Regions from separate parts of the Homo sapiens genome. Here region 2 is linked to region 1. Evidence: chromatin loops called from intact Hi-C (ENCODE). Cell type or tissue: IMR-90. All regions are shown on one strand.

Region 1 (2,500 bases):
AAATAAAAATATTTCACTCCAAAACATGTGTCTTTGCCATATGTCGAAATGGCCCTGCAAAGCTGTCCTTTGTGTGGGAAAACCAGTTCAGTCACATTAGTCATGCATCTGTGAAGAATCTCTATTAACATGGCTAGATCTCTTTCTTCCAGGCCCTCCCAATCCTAAACAGATTAAGAGTCTAGCACCTTTTAAAGATCTGAACAGGAAACATTTGTCACCTGTTGTCTCCAAGGGCAGCCACTAATGAGGCTTCAAAAGAACCTTGGTCTCCACAGTCTTTTATCTTAAACTGAACATTTCCTTTCTATTGATCCCAGGTCTTCAGAGAAACTCAACCAATTGTCAACCAGAAAATGTTTACTTTTACCTAGAGCCTGGAAGCCCCCACTTTGAGTTTTCCTGCCTTTCCCAGGTGGGAAACCAGTGTATTTCTGAAATGTCTTTGATTGATGTCTCATGCGTCCCTAAAATGTATAAAACCAAGCTGCACCTGACCACTTTGGGCACATGTTCTGAGGACCTCCTGAGGGCTGTGTCACGGGCCGTGGTCACTCATATTTGGCCCAGAATAAATTTCTTCCAATATTTTACAGAGTTTTACTCTTTCTGTCGACAAGAGGCGCATAGGATATTTCATTCCAAGTGCTGTGGTGAAGACTGTTTTTACAAGTTGGCCTTGTGAAGAGCCATTGTTGTGTAGATGTGCCTCGCTTTGTTCCTGGAATGACATGGTGACCGTCTAATTTCCCAATTCAAGGAGAGTTCCTCTCTTTTAAAATCTTAGCTTTTTGTTAAGAGGTTTAGTGTCTTTGCTTTAGGAAACTGCTTAAAATGTCTACATTTTTCAACAGCTTGAGCAATGACTATACAGTAGCCTGAATCCTGTCAAATCTATGTGGTCTTTCAGTAGGGATTGTAATATTTTGTGAATCATTGTGGTGTACTCTTGGATGAGAGGTGTTATATTAAGAAAAATAGTTCTGAGGTTTTTTATGGGAAAATTACGGGTTTTACTTCCTGAAAATAAACATCTGAATGGTATTTGATGGAATGAAAGGGAAAGAGTGTAAGGTTACAGAGGTTTACACTATTTTTTAATAGCTTTTTTAAAAAAACTTATCTTACATTTTTGTTCAGTTGCACAATGTACATCAAACTAACCATAGCCATGTGGGGGCTGCTACTCACAAACTGTCATCCTACAAGTCCAAATACAGGAGAAGCAGAAATTATCATTGGCCCAAATGCTGTATTTCCAGTAACATATAAAACAGGGCATTTCTAATTTCTTCTAAGCTTAGTAACCACCTCAGCCACATTAGTCATGCATCAATAATGTTTTTTTTTTTTTTTTTTTTTTGCAGTCATCCAAGTGCACCACCATTAACATGATCTCTTCTGAGAATTACTCCTATAGTTATCTTAATTCTGTTGGACAAATGGAATTTTAAATTCATTTTAGTATTGTATTAACAAGAGTGCCAGATGCATCAAAAAGTGATGGTCATATTTTCCTATTTTATGTGTTATATTATTAAATGGCTCATTTAAAAAATGAAAATGCATACGTGTTTTATGATTTATTGATATCCTTAAAGTCCTAGCAGGTGTAGATACTTTATATATTTTTAAAACTTGATAGGATACTACTCTTTGCCTGCCTCTGAATAAAATATGTACTATTTTGTGATATAAATACATAATACTAGACAGCTAATTTTAATTAAAAACAATGTGTAAAAGTTTAAACAGCTTTTTTAATGAAATAATTTTATTACATATGATTCTAGATTTCAGGAATAGTCACTTATGTTATTTTGCTTTATTAGTTTTAGATCTTGCTGTATTTTTAAAAAGGAAATGAAATGATTATTGATGCAGAGAAAACCCTACCCACATCCCTCCCTTTTCTTCTTCTCTGATAACCACTGCTGAATTTGGTATGGGTCTTTCCCTAGTACCCATTCAGAAGCAATGATACAGGAGTTAAGAAGAAATTACTTAGGCAGATAATGAAGGTATGGGAATCCTCCCTAAGGTTTTCCTTTTAATGAAGAACAGCCCCCAAATCATTTTCTTTTCTAACGAAGAGCAGGCTGTAAAATCGAGCTGCAGAGTTAGACAAACAAGTTGGAAGCTTGTAAACGCGAATACTGGCAGTTGTGCCAATAGGAAAGGCTACCTGGGAATAGGCATGTTCAAAATGGTGGCTCCATCTTTTCTTTTCTGCCAGCCATGTGTACAGTAAGGAGCAGGCAAGATGGCGCTGGCCAAGTAGAAAGTCCATTTGCATAATAAGATTAGGGTTGGGCGGCTGGGCACAGTGGCTCAGGCCTGTAATCCCAGCACTTTGGGAGGCAGAGGTGGGTGGATCACCTGAGGTCAGGAGTTCAAAACCAGACTGGCCAACATGGTGAAACCCGGTCTTTACTAAAAATACAAAAATTAGCCGGGTGTGGTGGCATGACCTTGTAATCCTAACCACTTGGGAGGCTGA
Region 2 (2,500 bases), 82 kb after region 1:
CCATCAGGATCCTGCCAGACTTAATGTTCAAATTTGAACACTTTATTATGGAAATTTTAAACATATATTCAATGTTAATATAATTTCCACACACCCAACTGTGGCTAGCCTAGCTGCCCCAGTTGTCAGCTCACGGCTTATCTTGCTCCATCTCTCCCCACCCCCACCACACATACACACCCAATTTATTTTGAAGAAAATCTTTGGCATCCCATCATTTTGTCTGTAAATGCTTCAATATATAGTGATATCTACAAAAATCAGGGACTCTTGGCCATATATTTTTAAACAACTTTATTGAGATATGATTTTCACACTCCTGGTCATTACTTTAATACATAACCCAAACCCTTCTATTTCTTGCCATTTCCCCCGGCTTTTGTCCAGACCACCGTCTCTTAACAGCTGGGCTGCTTCAGAATACTCTGGCTTCCCCCCATGTCCATTACTGCCTCTTCTACACCCACAGCCAGATGGCCTAAGACACAGGTCAGATCAAGTGATTCTTCTGGCACTACCCCCATGGTGGTTCATTCTACCCAGAATAAGATCGAAGCCCACGCCCATCACATCAGTGACCTCCCATCATCTGGTCCTTGCTCACATTCCACCCTCCATCCACTCTCCCCCATCTGATACTCTCCAACATTGTAGGCAATTTTTCTGCTTCTCAATCATTTCTATTTTACACCAAGCTCTTCCACTTTGGGAGTTTGGCATGTGCTATTCTTCCTGACTAGGATGGTTTTGCAGAGATTTTCTTATGAATGACTTCTTGTCTTTCAGATCTCAGGTCCTAAATCATACCTTCAGAGAGTCCTTCTCTGACCACCCAATTTAAAGCAGCCCTCTTACTCATTCCCTATCACATCACCCTATTCTATGTTCATCACAGCACACAAATCTCTAAAATTGTCTTGTCTATTCATATATTTCCTTATTGGATGCTCCTCCCTGAAGAGCATAAGCTACGTAAGAAGAGAGATCTTGCCTGTATTGTATAATGTCTGGGAGGCAGCTGGCCTGCGATTCCTCCCTCTCAACCACTAGGAATACCAAGGGGCACTTGAAGAAAAAGAAAGAAGACAGGTGACCTACACGCGTCTCTGTTATATGAGGATAATAGGCCTCCTGGTAAATAGAGTCATGATGTTTGCTATGAAAAGAGCCCTTATCTATGTTCTGGTTTTAGCAGGATTTCTCTGGGTTAGGATTGCATGGTAAATAAATTTGTGGTCTATGGATCCATGAGTCATGGCTCTGTAGAGAACCAGACAGCTATTTGAAGTATTAAATGGAGATGTTTCATAACCTACATCCCTGTCCCTATGTGAACTAAACCACGTACCTTACCCAGAGACTAAGAGGGAAGGGAAGACCTGGAGACCCACACACGATGTCTTAACCTCTTCCTGCTTTTCTTGTGCCTCTTGGTGGCTGTATCCCTCTAATGATTGGAAAAGCTGGGTCCTAGGTGAGATTTCTGGTTTGTGTCTGACTTAACATCTGATCACTTTTGTGAGCCCAGCTGCCTAATCCCAGAGCCTAGAAAACTTCTTGGCTTAAAGAGCATTTGGTGAATATTTGTTGTGTGAGTGAGCATGATCACACATTTGTGCAAGGGTTGGCAGAGCCATGGTTTTCTTTTGTAGTTTTTTTGTTTCATTTATAAGCAATCCGTGTCAGAATAAGACCAGTTTCATTAGTTCTGCACTTTAAGTGGGAGATTCAGACATCTAGAAATAAACTTAGGATTATTACAGCATTTGTTAGAATTGAGGTTCATAAAAATAATGGACCTAATTTGGAAAATGTGGCCTTGCAAATATTTAATGACTTCACTGTAGCTGGTGGAGTGAAAGTGTAGCTCTGGTGATGCACATGGACTGAACTTGAGGAAAGTGGGGTGTCCTTGCTGTTATGCAAGGCTCATATCAGATGTGGTCCTTATATAAGGCTTATGATTGTATTTTTGAAAGCTCTACCTGAAGGGAATCTTAAAAGGAAAAAGTCCTCAAGTTATAAACCGCAGAAAACCTTATGCTTTTTTGAACTATTAGCCCAGTACTTCATTTTTATTCCTTTTGAGCCTATTTTTTTCTGTTGGCACAGAGGATAATTTAATGCTTTCCAGAAATGAAATCTTACAGGCATGCTGGCAACTTCTGGATTTGCTTCTGTAAAGTGATCTCTCAGCCTTGTGTGTAGTTATTGGTTTTAATTCCTTTAAATTAAAGTATGTGGGAACAGTATTGGATTTAATGGAGACAAAGTCTGGAACAGTGGATTGGCCCTGGTATTTTCTGCTGGAAACATTACTCTGAAGTGAATACACTGGGTGTCAGAGCTAAACAATAATTGCTCTTGTTTATCATTTACAGTGTGTACAGATCTGGTGAGAAACCTGTACTCTCTAACCTTCATCTTGAACCTCCTTTGTTGCTCTTGTCTGACTTACCAAGTTCTGTGGTCCACATACTTTATGAAAGTGGAGCTTTCC

The links. A loop is a pair of places that touch in the nucleus more often than their neighbours do. Peaks named below come from ENCODE experiments on the same cell type or tissue, not always from the same donor. Only the 100,000 strongest peaks of a DNase experiment are listed, where the experiment ranks them.
Region 2: a loop joins it to region 1, with 7 times the contacts of the local background. A loop is called at or near these places in 2 of 110 quality-filtered maps.

The regions. Positions count from the first base shown.
Region 1 is chr6:169,617,491-169,619,990 of GRCh38, reverse strand. The region is part of intron 21 of WDR27 (WD repeat domain 27); the gene reads left to right. Among named protein-coding and RNA genes, the nearest start is that of WDR27, 83 kb to the left of the region's middle. RefSeq lists enhancers at 1-412, 413-1,057, 2,437-2,500. In IMR-90, no CTCF peak of the experiment used is centred here; a DNase peak (open chromatin) is centred at 1,210; H3K27ac peaks cover 451 bases.
Region 2 is chr6:169,535,703-169,538,202 of GRCh38, reverse strand. All of the region lies in intron 25 of WDR27 (WD repeat domain 27), which reads left to right. Among named protein-coding and RNA genes, the nearest start is that of LINC02519, 150 kb to the right of the region's middle. In IMR-90, no CTCF peak of the experiment used is centred here; DNase peaks (open chromatin) are centred at 1,242 and 1,562; H3K27ac peaks cover 437 bases.